Regions from separate parts of the Homo sapiens genome. Here region 2 is linked to region 1. A link is a loop called in an ENCODE intact Hi-C map of the cell type or tissue named here. Cell type or tissue: GM12878. All regions are shown on one strand.

Region 1 (8,000 bases):
ATGAAAACACCTTTTTTTTTTTTCTTGGTGTTTCCAAGGAGTAACTGCAGCTTGCTTTGAAATTTGTATTGTTTCTATCATAAATAAAGCTATGGCTTCTTGCTGGAAAAAAAAAAAAAGAAAGAAAATAGTGTGCATCAATAAACATTGTCTTGCATTTTATCTCTACCTTCCTTCTTTGTTGTCAAAATTATACATTTGGCCTACACAGAAAAAAGCAGTAATTTTTCTAGCATGAGAAATAATGTTCTAAAATGAATTTCATACCTTTCTCAGAAGTAGAGTAAAGTAATTCTTCCTCTGATCTACTTGGATAACAACTCTCATTAGGAACTTCCTGTTCTCCATTATTGGGTACAGTTTTCCATTTAAATAAACTTTGGTGACTTTTGCCCATATTAGGACCTGCTATAGTATCATGGAACGAGGAAGATGCACGTATTTTGTTGACCACAACCATTTTCAAATCTTTTTCTATCTCCATTTTTACCTTCTCAGCATCATTTTCTCCAAAGTAATTTTCTTGCCCATTGTTTGTTTCCACAGTGCTTAGAAGTTCATTTTCCCTACTAATTTCATGAAACATACGAAGTTCTTCAAGTACTAAGTCAAATTTTCTCTTCATCTCAAAATCTTTTACTATTGTCAGAGCTTCTGTTGATAAATATTTAGCAGCTAAGTCCTGAAAACATTCATCATTCCCTTCACTCAGACCAGTTTCAAATTGATGATTAATATATAATGCAGAGTCATTCTTTCTGTGAAAATCCTTTGAATTAGCTATCTCCCTTTCTGGCAAAATACTCTCATATTCATTTGTATTTGTTACATAATTTTGATTAACATATTTATTTTCTTCCACATTTACTTCCTTACTTATTAATGAAACTGACTGTACAGAAAACATGTCATCCATTGGAAAAAAACTATCTTTCTCTTCCTTTTCTATCTTAGTATCTTTGTGAACTTGGCAACTATTTGTTAAACTTTCAGCTGTGACTTTTACTTCCTCTTTCAAAATTAAGTCATATTTTTTTTCTTCTATTTCACTTAGCAAGTTCCAAAAATTTAGTACTTGAGTTATAGAAGTGGTATGGGTCTCTTCATTATGTATTATGTTGTGGCTTGCTGGTATGGCCTGTTGCCTAACATTGCAGAGATCTTCAAATATGTGCTCACAGTCAAAGTTACTGATCTTATTATGTCCCTGTTTTCTTTCCATATTTAAATCTTGGCTGTGCATATTTACTTCATAAAAATTTTCATTAATGTATCCTCGGTTGTTCTGTATAAATTGAGGACAAGAATTACCATGTGCTTTAACAGTACTAGAATTATAGTGAGCCCAATTTTCCACATTCACAACTTGTTGAGGACAACTCATATTCTGACAAGTAATTTCTCTTATTAAAGAAATTTCATCCATGTCATCAAAGTCCATTAAAAGGGGAATTTTTTCATATGTTTCAAAAATCGGAAAACCTGTATTTTGAGTTGTCATACTGAAGGAATTAATGAGTTTTTTCTTAGACTTTTCAAAAACTTGTTCAGTTCTAAATAACTTCCTTTTCTTTAACATAGGTTTCATATTATCTTCTAATAGTCTTGAAGAAGTTAAAATCTTTACTAGATATGCAGTATGATTTTCCACTATATTTTTTGGATACTTCAAATAAAGCATGCACTTGAAAATGCATTCCTCTTCTAATTCAAAATCATTTTCAATTCTTGTTAAAGAGTCAAAGTTATTGAGCAAAAAAGCTATGTTAGTTTTCAATAGAATATCTAAAGGTTCTGAAACACTATCTTGTAAATATATGCTTAAAATTCCATTCTTTATATTTGTATTCATGTTTCTGGTTATTAGATTTTGAATACCAATTATACCAATTTGCTTTTTACACTTCAAAATGTTACAGCAGGTTAAAATACTATTATCTTTTTTATTTCCTGAAATACTTTTATGGAAATAAAAAATTTCTATAATGAAACTTTCAAAAGGGTTGTTCACATGAAAGACTTTTTGTGTAGTATTGTATCTCAACTGTAGAGTATTATCATTTTCTCCTTTACCATTTAGCCAAACAGTCGTTATTAAAGCTGTCTGACTACCTAATATTTCTCTTACGAGAAGCTTTGATTGTTCTTCATATGCATTGATGACTTTTGCACAGTGGTAATCTTCCTTGCTTAAAAGGTCTATTTCTAATAATAATAGCCAATTCCATTTTTCTTCAGTTTTTTTCATATTTTCACATTTAGTCTTGCAATTATTTATAATCCAACAATTTCCTCTATTTCTTCTCAAAATATGTCTAACGTTACAGTCCCAGTTTTGAGATTTTTCCAGCCTGGTAAGTACGTAACTGTCCAGACATTCTGCTTCCTCCCAATTTGCATTTTCTAGTATAGCGAAATTCTTTCTAGAGTCTCTTACATTACACTGGATACTACTGCAGTTACAGTAGTTTGAACTGATCAAGTCTTTTCTCTTACAAGTATTTTGGCTACTGAGTGATGGGTAGTCATTTTCATAACATTTGGAAAAAATGTTTTCCGCTTCTACAGTTTTTTTATCATTCTGTAACTTTTGCTTCTTAACATCAGGTCTATTTTGGGACCAGTAAATGTTTGTGAAATCCCTAACATATGCCTCTTTTTTGTCATTCTTTTTCTTCGCTATTTCCTTTAAATAGACAGAGGACATTTTGCTATTTAAGTCCATTGGAAACTGAGGGACACTTATTGTGCCGCTATCTCTAAAATAGCTAGGTTTGGCAATTTCCAAGCTGGGCTGGTTTTGAGATTTTGATATTTTTAGTACAGATGATGAAATGTTATTTTCTCTTTTATTTGATGGCACAACACTGTTAGCTTTACATCTGTTCTTAATTTCATGAAATGGTGATTTAGTTTCCTTGTAAAAGGTAACATCTAAAAATGGATTTTCTTTGTGAACATTGTCTCTTCCTTGGACAAACTGTTGTTTTCGATTCTCATTTCTAATTCCATGTATATCGTGTATAGAGGTGCTGGGCAGAAGTTGACTAACCCCTGCTTTGGAGCTATTACTGCGGTGCACACTGAAAGCCTCTCTGTCATGCAGGCCTGCCTCAGACCTTCCTGAAGCCCTCAAATCAGAATCAGGACTTTGTGAGGGGGGAGACTGCAAACAGCTACTCATTTGGAATTTGAGATTTGAGCATTTCAGATTACATATCTGCTTCCCACTGACTGATTTCTCCACACACGAGTCTGTGGAGTTATCGAAAATAGCATTCGTTGAAACAAGGAGTCCCTTGAAGGGTCTAGGGGACAACTCCCAGACTTTTTCCGCCTCAGACAAGCGAGGCACCAGAGGCAGTCGCCAGCCCGCCTTAAAGACACCTCCAGGCTCCTCAAGACAGAGCCGCTTGCTACTAGGTGGTTGGGAATCCGGGTCCTCAGGAGGCGTTAAAGAGGAGGTAGGCTTTCTGAGCTCGGCCATCCGCGGCGTGGGCTGAGGGAGAGACATGACAGCGAATGGAAAGGATCTGTCCGAGTCCCGGCGGGGCTCCAATCCCTTAATAGGCGGTTCCGGGCCGCTCTGGTCACGCCCCTGACCCGCCCCTCAAGACCTGGCCTTAGCCTAATCTCAGGGTTTGCCCCACCCCGAATCCGCCCCTCCACAGCCCCAGCCTCAGCCCCGCCCCGCCTCCCTCAGTCCCTCCTCTCCCTGCCCCCACCCACGCGCCCCGGTTGTCTCACCACTGAAGGTCGGAGCACCCTGGGCCGTTACATTGTCTATTTTTAGCGCCTTTTTCTAATGCCACGACTGTAGAGAGTCTAAATGCTTTTTTCCCTGTGGTAGAACGAAGGGGAAAAGTTAGAACCTCTCACTTAAAAAAAAAAAATTTGTGAATGGTAACAACTTTATTTTCTAAATTCTAAAATTTTGTTTACCTCAGAAACGGCATCTCCACAACGGCTCGAGTGACTCTCCAGTAAAATCGTGTAGTTCTGTCAGCACCAGACCAAATCTCTCTGTGTATGGAAAAACTTTTTAATCCTTCCAGCGTCACTTAAGATCATATTAATATTTCCACTTCACTAATAAAGTGTGTTTGGGGGAAAAAAGCCACCAGTACTTACCAGTCTATCTGAGGAAAAAATGTGTGGAAATTATTATCCGGATAATTATTATTCTTCACTTAAGACTAAAAAAAAAATAGTTTACTATGTGCTGTGGGGATTTCTTCTCAAATATTGTGGATAAAATTATTTAGAGATAAAATATTATATGTTTGAACTACCCCATTTAGTGTAAACATAATAATACAGGTCTGACTCATACCTACTAACAAATTTTTAGACGCTATTTCTTGTTTTTTTTTTTCCTGCTTTGAGAATCATTTATGATTTCCAGTCAATTCTGGTTTTTGTGAATTCTATAATCATTAAGAAGAAAATGTTTTTCAAAATGTTTATTATTATTATATACATGTTTCTTAAGAAACATGTAACTGGTGCTCAGTAATAAACACCTCGATTCCCTTGGTGGTTGTTTCAAGCTTGGTATGTTTTATATTACATTTTATGCTAAAATTTATAATAACTACAATAACATGCAACCAGAATCCTAACTTCAGAACCCTCCCATGGCATAGATGGCAATATATAACTAGCCTTCTACTTTAGGTAATAAGATGTTCACCAGTTTCATGTTTTTTAAATACTCTTAGATACATTGTGATTACTTCAGTGTAAATTCCTCTAGAGAAATGTTTACTTAAGTTTGTAGAAAGCCTTGCAGCAGAAGCACTTCATTAACACTATAAATAAGAATGTGGCAGTGGTTCAGATTCCACATCAGTGAATTCTCCAAGTTCTACTTCTGTGTATCTTATGTTCTATTGCTTTTCTATCCCAGATTTTCCACAAATCTATATTCTTTTCTAATCCATTCTGTTTTAGCCCATAAGGGGTGACTTGTATAGCTAAGGTGTATATAATTGGTGCGCTAGTGTGATATTAGGACCAAGACTTTTTAAATCTGTAAAGTAAATGCCATTGATTGTGATTTCTAGTCTAGATTGATCTGTAACTTGATATTTGATTATTTCTTCATCTTGCTAGTTTGCCCAAGAGCACATTATTTTTTATATCTCCATCACATCATTATTTAACAACTCTACATTGTTTAAGGATTAAAATTCAAATAAAACCCAGAAGTATTACATGTAACTCAACAATTGTTTGACTCCAAGATACAGAAATGTATAGTTATTTTCTCCATCCTGAAGAAACTTACAGCCATAAAGACCAAAAAAAGAGTCTTTTCTTGCATTTACTTATTTAAACATTATACTAATGGCCACTGCCATTTCAAACAATGGCTATTGAAACCACTATTTATGTGGGTTTTTTCCTTTGTTTTTTTAAATGCCACCTAGAAAATGAACCAGTTATAAGTGAGAAATGCAAAAAATTATGTCTTCAACTCATCATAATCAAAATATAAATAAGACTTGTCTGAATCTTACTGATGCCTCAAAGCCCATTTCAAATGTCATATTTTTCTATATCACTTTACCCAACCCTTCCTTTGAAGTTCTTACCTTCCTTAGTAACAGTAAACTGAGCTTTAAAGACAGCATCTATCTGATTTCTTTTAGCGTGGTGTCTTCTTATAGTTCAACTCTGAATGAATAAAAGGATTAATGAGTTCATGAGATAAACCCCATACTGAAGATATGACACAATCTCCTATTAGAGTTAAATCAGAAATTTACTCAATATCAATATCAAGTCTAATGTCCTTAAGCATAGTATGTCACATCCTCACTACTAGGTCCTACTTAACTCTTTCAGCTTCTTTTTTTTTTTTTAAACAATTTGCCCCCATGCTGCCTACACCAGAATGTTTATTTTCTTGCTCTTTTATGTATGTTCTCAAAGCCCTTCATTTCTCCTCCTGGCAAATTCTTATTAAGCCTTAAATGGCCCTACTCAAAAGTTACCTCTACGGTGAAAGCTTCTCTTCCTCCTCCCTGCTGTAGCCAATCCCTGGGCAGAATTACTTGCATCGTCATCTGTTTCCTATAGCAATTTATTTCTAACTGTAGAACACTTAAAATGTCTTTATTGTATTGAGTTGTTTATATGTCCCCTCCACTAGGCTCCATTAATCAGGACAAGGATTTATTAATTTTTGTATCCCCAGTGCCTCTAAGTACCTCAGTTAATTAGAAGAAATGAAATGACTCCATGGTTAATACTCATTTACCAACTCAAATGGATTCATGGTGTCTTGAAAGTGCCTTAAGTTTCTTGTTTTTGTGTTATTTTGCTTTAGTTTTATACATTAGAGACTTGCTTTTATAATCATGTTGAAATACATTTAACATGAAAACTATGCTGAGCTATAACACCATAGGAGTTCAAAATGGACTTCAAATATTAGTGGTTTTAGCATCATTTGTGTTTCATGGTAGAACCAGAAATATGACAAGACAGTTTTTCCCTTTTACTTCTTTTAATAAATCATGTAAGAAGTGAATAAATATGCTAAATCTAAAAGTTTGTTTCAAACTGAAAGATAATAAAATATATTTCAAACAGTTAAAAGAACCACTAACAAAAATATTTAAATACAGCAGTTAGAAAGGAAAACATCATCACTTACTAAAAATATTTAAAATAAATATGGCTATAAATAACACAAATAGCACTTTTCATCAAGTCAATGATAAGCACTAGGGGAAAATAAGAAAATCAGGATACTGTGTACATTTATTTGCATATAAGATTAAGTTTTTATCAGCGCAATAATGGTAATTTGTAACATAAATAACATCTTAAATGTGATAACATATGTGCAAATGCTTTAAACTATAAACCACCTTTTTGTCCTCAATGTTCATTAATGACATCATAATCTATCCAGTCTCCTAAACTAAAACTCTTATATTATCCTTAACTTTTTCTCTTTTTTTGTTTTACTACTTCCCAAAATGCATCCCCTACATAGACATTCATCAAATCTTGTTGATTTTACATCAAATATGACCCTGAAATTAATCCCCCTTTTATCCATAATGTATCATCTTTATTTCAATCTCTCGTTATCTCTTTCTGAGAATATTGTAATAAACCAGTCTTCATTTTACTAGTCTCTTCTCAACTTCTGCCCAATACCATTACAAAAGTTTTTTTCTTAATAGAATATTAATCATTTTGTTACTTTCTTAAGAACTTCTTTTAACCTTTGATGCCCTTCAGAATAAAATACAAACTTTAATTTGACATAGAAAGTTCCTCATAGTTCAGTTCTAAACTGTTTTTTTCAGCTTCCACATCTACTCCCACAACACAACTTACTTTCCTGCAGCACTTAACTTCTTGCCATCCCTTAAATGTATAAAGCCCTTCGCAGTTTCAGTCTAGGCCATATGCTGCTTCGTTTGCTTAAAGCATAGTGGCAGGTCTTACTTAGGAAAGTTTTCTGCAGTGATCCAAAGTTTACAGTCATCTTTAGACCCCTACAGTTTTATTTGCTAACCTTTTTTTTAACTTCTAAATTTCTCCGCATTATTATGTTATTATATTTTCTGCTTACTTAGCTAATTAGAAATAACCTTTTTCCTGAGCTCTAAGTATTGGAAAAACAGGTGGAATGTTCCACTATTTACAACATCCATTTGATACTCTAATAAATTTCAGTAACAATTTAAGAACCCTGTCGCTGAAATAAAGCAAGAGTTTGTTTTTTATTAGAATCCGTGCAATTGCAAATAACACCTTTTTTAAAAACAATTACGAGTTCTTTCCAATTAGACTTTTGTAAAAATCTTTTCAAGGTTTTGAGAGGACAAAATGTCTTTTTTTAATCATATAAACTTAAAATACTTAGATTACTTCCTCCTTTTGTAGTTTTTTCCTGAGTTTAGTCACATAAATATTTAGTTGGACATGGCAAATTTATATAGCTATCTTTTACTTAAAATTTTCAAGGAATTACA
Region 2 (8,000 bases), 130 kb after region 1:
TGAGAAAGGGAGAAAGAGAAGAGAGAGATTCACCCTTCGAAGTTTGATCCTGTAATTAGGACATTAGATACAAAGGGAATGGTAGGTGCTTTGGTCAATGACAAATCCAAAGTCATGAAAGTAACATCCCTTCTTTTTTAAAAATTTTACTTCCAGAATCAGAAAAACTAAATAAAATATTATAGCTAAATGAAATGTTGAAGCTTATCTGATTTATCCGTCATTTTATATCCAGGGAAACGAAAGTCCCAAGAGACAAGATGACGTGACCTTAGTCACACCCAGATACTCTGTCACTCAACCAGCATCTTTTCCTCTGCAGTAAATTGCTTCCTTTACCCATCCGAATATAGTAGCACTTATAAAGCACCTACAGCATACCAGAGCCTTATTCGAGAGCAGTAAGGATACAATGAAGAACAAAATATAATTTCATCCTTAACATAGAGATGATTCTGGCTTTTCCCATGGTGAGCATTCCTTTTTTTTTTTTTTTTTGAGACAGAGTCTAGCTCTGTTGCCCAGGCTGGAGTGCAGTGGCGCTATCTTGGCTCACTGCAAGCTCCGCCTCCCAGCTTCACACCATCCTCCTGCCTCAGCCTCCAGAGTAGCTGGGACTACAGGTACCCGCCACCATGCCCAGCTAATTTTTTGTATATTTAGTAGAGACAGGGTTTCACCGTGTTAGCCAGGATGGTCTCGATCTCTTGACCTTGTGATCTGCCCGCCTCAGCCTCCCAAAGTGCTGGGATTACAGGCATGAGCCACTGCGCCCAGCCGGTGAGCATTCTAATGTGAAGGAGATCTGGAAGGTAAGGAGGTTGGATTTCTACTGCCTCATTCTCATTTTTTATAAAAAAGCAGAACTTCTCTGGGAGTTCATGACCTTTCTGGGGCAGTCTGTGTAAACAGAGAGATCTGGCCTAAGACATAAGTGAAAATTGCTTATCTTGTCCCGGGAGGCGAAAGCCCCTTCTCTAGAAATTTAGTTCAAGAGTAATTTTATTCTCAAATAGATGTAATTATACGAGAATCACAGGCTAATAATGGCTACCTTTTGTAATAAAGACTGTAATGTTGAAGAAGCAGTGATGATAGAAAATGGAAGTTGTCACCCAGAGGACAAGGGATGGGGCAGCTCTGAGAAGCAACCTTAGGATCTGTGAGAACCCTTTGAGGGTGGGGGTGGGCGAGGGTGTCCTTAACCTCCTTCTGGAGAGCCTACATGTGGAAGGAGCTCATGTGTCAGGCTGCACCTACCTTTGGCTTATCACATCTGCTTGAGGGCAGAGACCAGACCTTCTATCTTCTTATGCGTGGTTGCCTCTCCTCACTCTCCCTCCTGCCCTCACAAAGCTCAGCATGGAGCCCAGCACCAGTTGGGCTTCTGTGAGTATCTGTTGAATGAAAACTTTGGCAGAAAACAGTTTTTGGACTCACCATTTCTAATTAAGGGAAAATGTCTCTCGTCTTCCCATCCATGTGACTAAAGTGCAAGTGCTGCTCTGGGCTGATTCATCTCCTCATGAGTCATCTGCTTAAGTAGTAATGCGAATGGGCTTGCAGGCCAAGTGGTGAGCCTTCTGCAGCACAGCCGGCTTCAGGCAGCTTCCAGAGCACATTTCAACCCTTCTACTGGTCAGTGGGTAGATTTGCCCTGTCTCTCAAGGCCTCGAAACGATCTGTTTGCTGAGTCACTTGTTCATTTAGCAGACATTTACTGAGCACCTACTGTGTGCCTGGCCCTGTACCAGGCACCAGAGATTACAGCAATGGCAAAACCAGGTCATTCTCGGCCCCGTTTAGCTTACAGTCTACTAGGGAAAAAGGGCACGAATCCACAATCCTGTGAACATTTCTTCACAATTGTAACAAATGTTCCCTACAGTGACATGCATGTGTGTAACAGGGGTCTGACCCAGACCAAATCAAGGTTTAAAGAAGGAACAGGGGTTCACTGGGCCAAGGTCAGCAAAGGAACTTTCAGACCACAGCAGCAGCACGGCAATGGTCCCATGACTGTGGCAGGGGAGGGAGAGCCAGCAAGGCCCCAGGGAGTGAAAGCGGCCCCGGGACAAGGGAGCCGGGGGACCAGAAGCTGGACACAGAGGTGGGGACCAGACACAGAAAGGTCTCTGAGGCCTGGAAACAGTCTCGTTCCTTCTTCTGAGAACAATTAGATGCTATTGTCGGGTGTGGGAAGGAAACTTGACCAAACATGGGTGTGCAAATTTCCCCTGGAGCTGTGGTGACGATGGATGGAAGGGCCTCAGTGTAGGGAAAGTTAGGAAGCAATGAATGTACCACTACAATGGGGTCCTATTCCTGGGGGAGGCCTCATGGATGTGAAGAGCTGAAAGCCAAAACCAAATATCAAATGACCTCTCAAAGGCATATGGTCAGCATCTAAGGGCACATGAGACCCCAACACTAACCTTCTGCCCATCGGCAGGAGGTCTGCTGGAAAGGCCCGACCACCCCACGTGAAGGCCTCAGCCCCCAGGACAAGGAGTTAGAGGTGAGCTCATCTGAACAGCTCCTGTCCTTGGTGGTTCCCACAGAAGGTAGACAAGCCCAGTAGGCCTAAAGCAAAGAGCAGCCTGACAGTGCACGAGGGGCCCCTTAGGGAGCCTCTGAGATACAGTGTAGCCAAGGAAGGTCAAGACCCCGGAAGAGACAGGCCGAGGGTCTGTCTGCAGGGCTGGTGTGGGAGGAGAAGGAGACTGCAGTTGGTGCTGGGAAGAGCCAAGGCTTTGACTCAGATGGCACTGAGTTTGATCCTCCTGCACCCCTTAGTGATGTGACCTCATGCCAGTTACTTACCCCAGAAAAATGACCCTCCTGCAAGTCCTACCCTTGCTGAAAGAATCAGCTGGGGTGGCCTGTGAGAAGGACCTGCTTAGAGCCTTGTTCCACGAGACACACTCATGAAACAATAACTACTGTCTCAGTAGCAGGGCCTGAAGAGGTAGGTACAAGACCAGGTCATCCAGAACAGGCTAGAAGCCACTAGCTAATTCCAGCAGGGTAAGGGGAGATAACCTTGGAGGTTGAGCAACTGTATTTCAGGGTGATTGTATTTGTATATTCATAGGCCAGGCAAAATAGGCCTTTGAAATTTGAGAACAAAAGAAACAAAACTGACCCAAGTGAGGGTGTTTTAAAAGCAACTATGTCTTCTGCGGGATTGGATGGCAGACCTCTCCAAGACTGTGAGCAGCGGAGCAGTCCAAGAATACTCTTCTGGTTTTTTGAAGCCCTATTTCCTATCAAGAGCTCTATTTCCAGCAGACTAATGGGCAGAAATCTATTCTGAGGTCTGAGGGCTGCCCAGTGTTAGCCAGGAGCTGGGCCTTGGGCAGAGCCCTGGAGAGAGGCATCCTCCGAAGTAGCCTTGCTGCCACCCCTCCTGACACAGCACATCAGCTGTTGCATGGGCAGGGGTGAGTCCTGGCCAAGGCCTTGCTTGTGCCCACCCCACCCCCACCCAAAGGTTGGGCTGGAGAACTTCTTGGGGAGCTGCCTCCTCCATCACATTGAGGCAGTGAACCAGGGATCTTTGGAGGGGAGAGATTCATGTGGGAAATGCTGCAATATTTTCTCTGGAAGGATAAGCTATCCAGGCAGCAATGGTGCTGGGGAGGGCTGGGATAGGGGTGCAGAGGAAATGTGTCACTGGAGAGAGGCACAGTGTTTGTAGATCATCACTCAGCCTTTCTGTGCCCACGCTGGGTGGGGCCCTGGAGGCCCAGAGGCTAATGTGTCTGGTTCTCATGCACCACCTCTTAGAGGAAACAAACATTTTGATATTCACAACTAGATAGATTACTGAAAAGAAAGAAATGCAGAGTGGGGCCCACTGTCTGTAGAAAAAGCTCCTGCCCTGGCCAGGAGGAAGCTGGTTAAACCATGCAAAGACTCCTGTTGTCTGCCTGGGGAAAGAAAAGACCTCAAGTGTTTCCTGGGGTTTTCTTCTGCAGGTTGTTCGGTTCAGGGACAGGGTATGGAGTACAACCGGGAGCAGTCAAGGTCTGTGTAATCCCAAGAAGTCTCAGACTCTGAAACTCTAGGCTATGATGAAGAACAATGAATTGTCAGCAGCCTGTATATTAGGATGGGGGGAAAGGACCACATGCGAATATTTTAAAGCTTCAAACTGACAATATCATGTCCATTACTTTTGTTTGCAGCTCCATACACTTGTAATTTATCACAGTAAAATTTTATACTTCTTTATATGGTGGTTTGATTAATGCCTATTTTCCCCCACTCCTTAATGCTCTATGTCTTTCTTCTATTTTATTGCCAGCACCTAACACTGTCCTTGACACATAGCAGCTGCTCTCAATGTTGAGTTAAAGAATGAGTCAGAAAATAACTCAGTTAGAATCTCAGTAATTTCCTTGCAGTACATATGTGCTGCCAGAAGGTGGCGAAAATACTCAGAGCAGAGAATTTCAAGCTTCAGAGGCAATGGATGCTAAGAATTACATAATGCAACACATTTGGTTGCTTCATCAAATGTGGAGTTAAGTTTATTTCCTCGGCTAACACTTGATTAAGATAAATCTCAAGGTGTGGCAGAAACGGTCAGACAGATTTGCATTCAAATCCAGCCTCTGCTGCAGACAGCCAGGAATCTTAGGCAAATGCCTTTGACCTTTCTAGGCTTCCACTTCCTCATCCACAAAATGGAAAGTACAATGTCAGATTTTGTTATGAAAATTAAGTGAGAGAACACTAATACACATACACACACACATATACATATACATATGAGTGTGTATATACATTTTTAATTTTTCAACCTCAAAGTTCTTTGTATCTGTCATATTATTTATAGATTATTACTGCCATCGAATATTACTTCCATGTCAAAATTTAATACAAGAATTGAAACAAAATACATTGAGTTAAAAAGAAATTGAACAAGAGTACGCAAAAAAAGAAAAATACTGTGCTTTTCAGGCCCTGTTGTCCTCCAGGAGAAGTAAATCTGAGTTCAAGACCCTGAATTCTTCCTAAGAAATTGAAGGGAATGCAGCTTCATTTCTCTGTGATGATCCATCTAGAGTTGAATTATTTTGTCAAAATAAGGAGCATGTCCCTAGTTAGAAAAACTCAAAGCACTCAGAACATGATAGGATAAATTTCCTAAAGGAAACAACCCCTCCAGAAATTTGAAGGCTCTTGAGCACACACTCAGTTCTAAAGTAAACATGTTGGTTGTAAAAGTCAGTATATAGACCTTCTGCAAGACACATGTAACTTTTATAGCTCAAAATTTACAATTGATTTTTCTCTCAAGGTTTTTTAGACCTAAATTAATTTTTAATATACTGACCCAAGGTGCCCAGTTATTTTTAGATAAAACTGTCAACTATCCCTTAACCTAAAAGTAGGCTGTGAGACATAAGATAGTTAAAGCATTACAGTGCCAGAAACCTACACGAATGGAGGTTTCGTGCCCACTGGTCTCATGCCAACTGCACATAGAAATGCTGGCGGGTAAACAGCACTAAGGGGACTTGGGAACCTGTCCAGGGGCTCGCTCTGCTCCACTCCAAGTCAGTTCACAGGTGCCAGCCCCACCCAGGCCCCTAATCACAAGGCAGATGAACACATCAGCCAAAGTACCCTCTAGAAAGGGACCAGGACCACTCATGCATAAGGCACAGGAGGAGCAAACTTGCCTATTTAGAAGTTTTCAGATTCAACATTGTTTAGTTCAAAACTCAGCGCCTGGCAGCCTGTCCTCAGGTACCAAGCACCTAAGTAGCATTGGGGGGTGAGGGGCTGGGGTCATGCTGAGCTGTTCAAAGAAGAAGGAAAGTCCTTCCCTCTACAACTCCCTCCTTGAAACTAACAGCTCATTTACTGAGCTTTAGTAATACTTTGCCCTCTCCTCTGTTCTAGTTCTTATCAAGTAACATGACCAAGTCAATTTTGAGTAAAGTCCCCCCATTAACTGTGCAGTCTCGGAACACAGAGACCTCGAGGTATTGCTCTCTGAGTCCATAGCACCCAAGACGAGGCCCGACATGAATAAGAACGCAGTGAATTCTGACGAATAATGAAAAATGAAGGATAAGAGAAGTGAAAGATATGTTTAGGGAATGAGGGAACATAAGAGAACATTGTCCTTTGTAACCAGGAAAAGATATGTTTGATGAAAAAAAGAAATGGGTCTCAAATGTTTATTTCGTGAGATAATAAAATGATTGTTGTCATTTTAAGCCACTAGCTTTTGGGGTGATTTGTTATATAGGAATAGTCTCTGGAACAGATCATTGTGCCTAGCAATGGGTACTACCAAAATATAAGTAATGGGTACTTTCCTTCTCCTGGAATGCTTGGCTGTTCCCTGGGCCCCATGTATAGAATCCTTCTGTGTTAAAGCATATCTTATGTCTGGAGGGAAATTTTCTACCTTCCAATGTGCTTCTAGGTGCAGGAGGAGTGGGCAGCAGAGCTCTGCAGGACCCAGGTCAGGATGCACAGTGAGAAAGACGGACCGAGGGCTCCTCGAGGTAGATAGCCCAGAGTGGGCAAAGAGGCCATCTGTATGAAGGCTGCTCACCTGGTCCACTTAGCAGGTGCAAAACTTACGAAGGAAAAGGGATATCAATGAGCAACCTCAGTAATCTTCTATAGACCTTGTAGTGCTTGCCTATAGAGCCCAGAACCCAGATTTATTCATCCAGAAATACATACGTAACTTCTCTGCTTTAAAATAGCACATGGTTTGTTTTTGGTTGTATTTGGGGCTTTGCAGTTCTTCCTTGTTAATTATCAGAACTACCTGCTGTTTGTGACTGGCCTAGGCTTATGTCCAAGGGGACTGAGGCCACCACCTACTGATTCCCCATGGCCTTCCCTCCTTGTGGTCTATGCTTCCCTTTCCTCCTTGTGTCCATTCTCTGCCTCCCACACACCCCTGGTGACAGTTGGCTCTGTGAAGAAACCTCTTTATGTCTCTCAAAAATAAGCCCAGTCATGTTCTATTTTTAATGAGTTTTAAATGTCTGTTCTGCAAAAGAAAAGTCCCTGCAAAAAGAAGTTAGAAACTGGAACCTCACCCAGGGAGGGGATAAGTGTGGGCCCAGGACGAGGGCTGGTGGCAGGAGAAACCAGGTCTGGGCACCCTCCCTCTGGCCCTACTGGGCAGCGATGAAGCCAGATTCTCATATCTAGAGGAACATTGAAGTTCGTGTAGCACCACCTGTGTGGGGAGAGAAACTGCTGTCTGCCTCAGTCCTGTTCCTGGGGGGAGTGAGCTGAGATGCTGCAACACTAGCATCAGGTGGTGCTTGTTGACCGATTCCAAGCCCCATCAACTGAAAGCCACATGTCACCAGCCTCACCCACAGGAAACAATGAGATGCCTGTACCTGAGCACCTGCTGTGAGAAAGCCTCCCCTAATGCCTGCCCTTGCCCTTGACAGTCAGGCCAAACTGCTCTCCAATGGGTGAGGCTCCGACAACGCCCAGGAGCACCTGTGATGCCGTCATTAGGAACCTACCTCGTCGCCCCGATTCCATCCCCTCCCGACACCTGACTGCGCGTGTTCTCCTTTGCAGTTCTTTCCTTATGGAGACGCCTCCAAGTTTGCCCAGCATGCCTTCCGAACCTTCGACAAGAATGGGGACGGCACCATTGACTTCCGAGAGTTCATCTGCGCTCTGTCCATCACCTCCAGGGGCAGCTTTGAGCAGAAGCTGAACTGGGCCTTCAATATGTATGACCTGGATGGTGATGGCAAGATCACCCGAGTGGAGATGCTGGAGATCATCGAGGTGAGGCCCGGGGTGTGGTTGGCGGGTGGTGGGCACAGAAGGAGACCCCACGGCAGCCTCCTAGGTGCAGGCCTTAGTGGCTTCTTCTCTCTCTGCTCGAGCCCTGCCAGCTGCACACCACGCCTGGACTTCTCCTGCTTCTGTCCCCGCTGCAGCACAGTGCTGGGGAGGTCCCAGAACCAAGCCATGGGGCCCGTACTGTC

Evidence for each region. A loop is a pair of places that touch in the nucleus more often than their neighbours do. Peaks named below come from ENCODE experiments on the same cell type or tissue, not always from the same donor. Only the 100,000 strongest peaks of a DNase experiment are listed, where the experiment ranks them.
Region 2: a loop joins it to region 1, with 4 times the contacts of the local background. A loop is called at or near these places in 4 of 110 quality-filtered maps.

What each region holds. Positions count from the first base shown.
Region 1 is chr2:17,514,902-17,522,901 of GRCh38, forward strand. RAD51AP2 (RAD51 associated protein 2) reads right to left here and starts at 3,539. Exons shown (of 3, transcript NM_001099218.3): 1 at 268-3,539. The coding sequence starts at 3,514. It also overlaps the pseudogene LOC101928149. RefSeq lists enhancers at 3,067-4,266, 3,251-3,800 and a silencer at 3,562-3,811. In GM12878, no CTCF peak of the experiment used is centred here; DNase peaks (open chromatin) are centred at 1,022, 3,550 and 6,090; H3K4me3 peaks cover 852 bases; H3K27ac peaks cover 415 bases.
Region 2 is chr2:17,641,829-17,649,828 of GRCh38, forward strand. VSNL1 (visinin like 1) reads left to right here. Exons shown (of 4, transcript NM_003385.5): 3 at 7,582-7,797. It overlaps LOC124908054 (a long non-coding RNA gene), which reads right to left and starts at 7,642. Exons shown (of 2, transcript XR_007088658.1): 1 at 1,261-7,642. RefSeq lists an enhancer at 2,369-3,156. In GM12878, a CTCF peak has its summit at 4,427 (motif pointing right); a DNase peak (open chromatin) is centred at 4,433.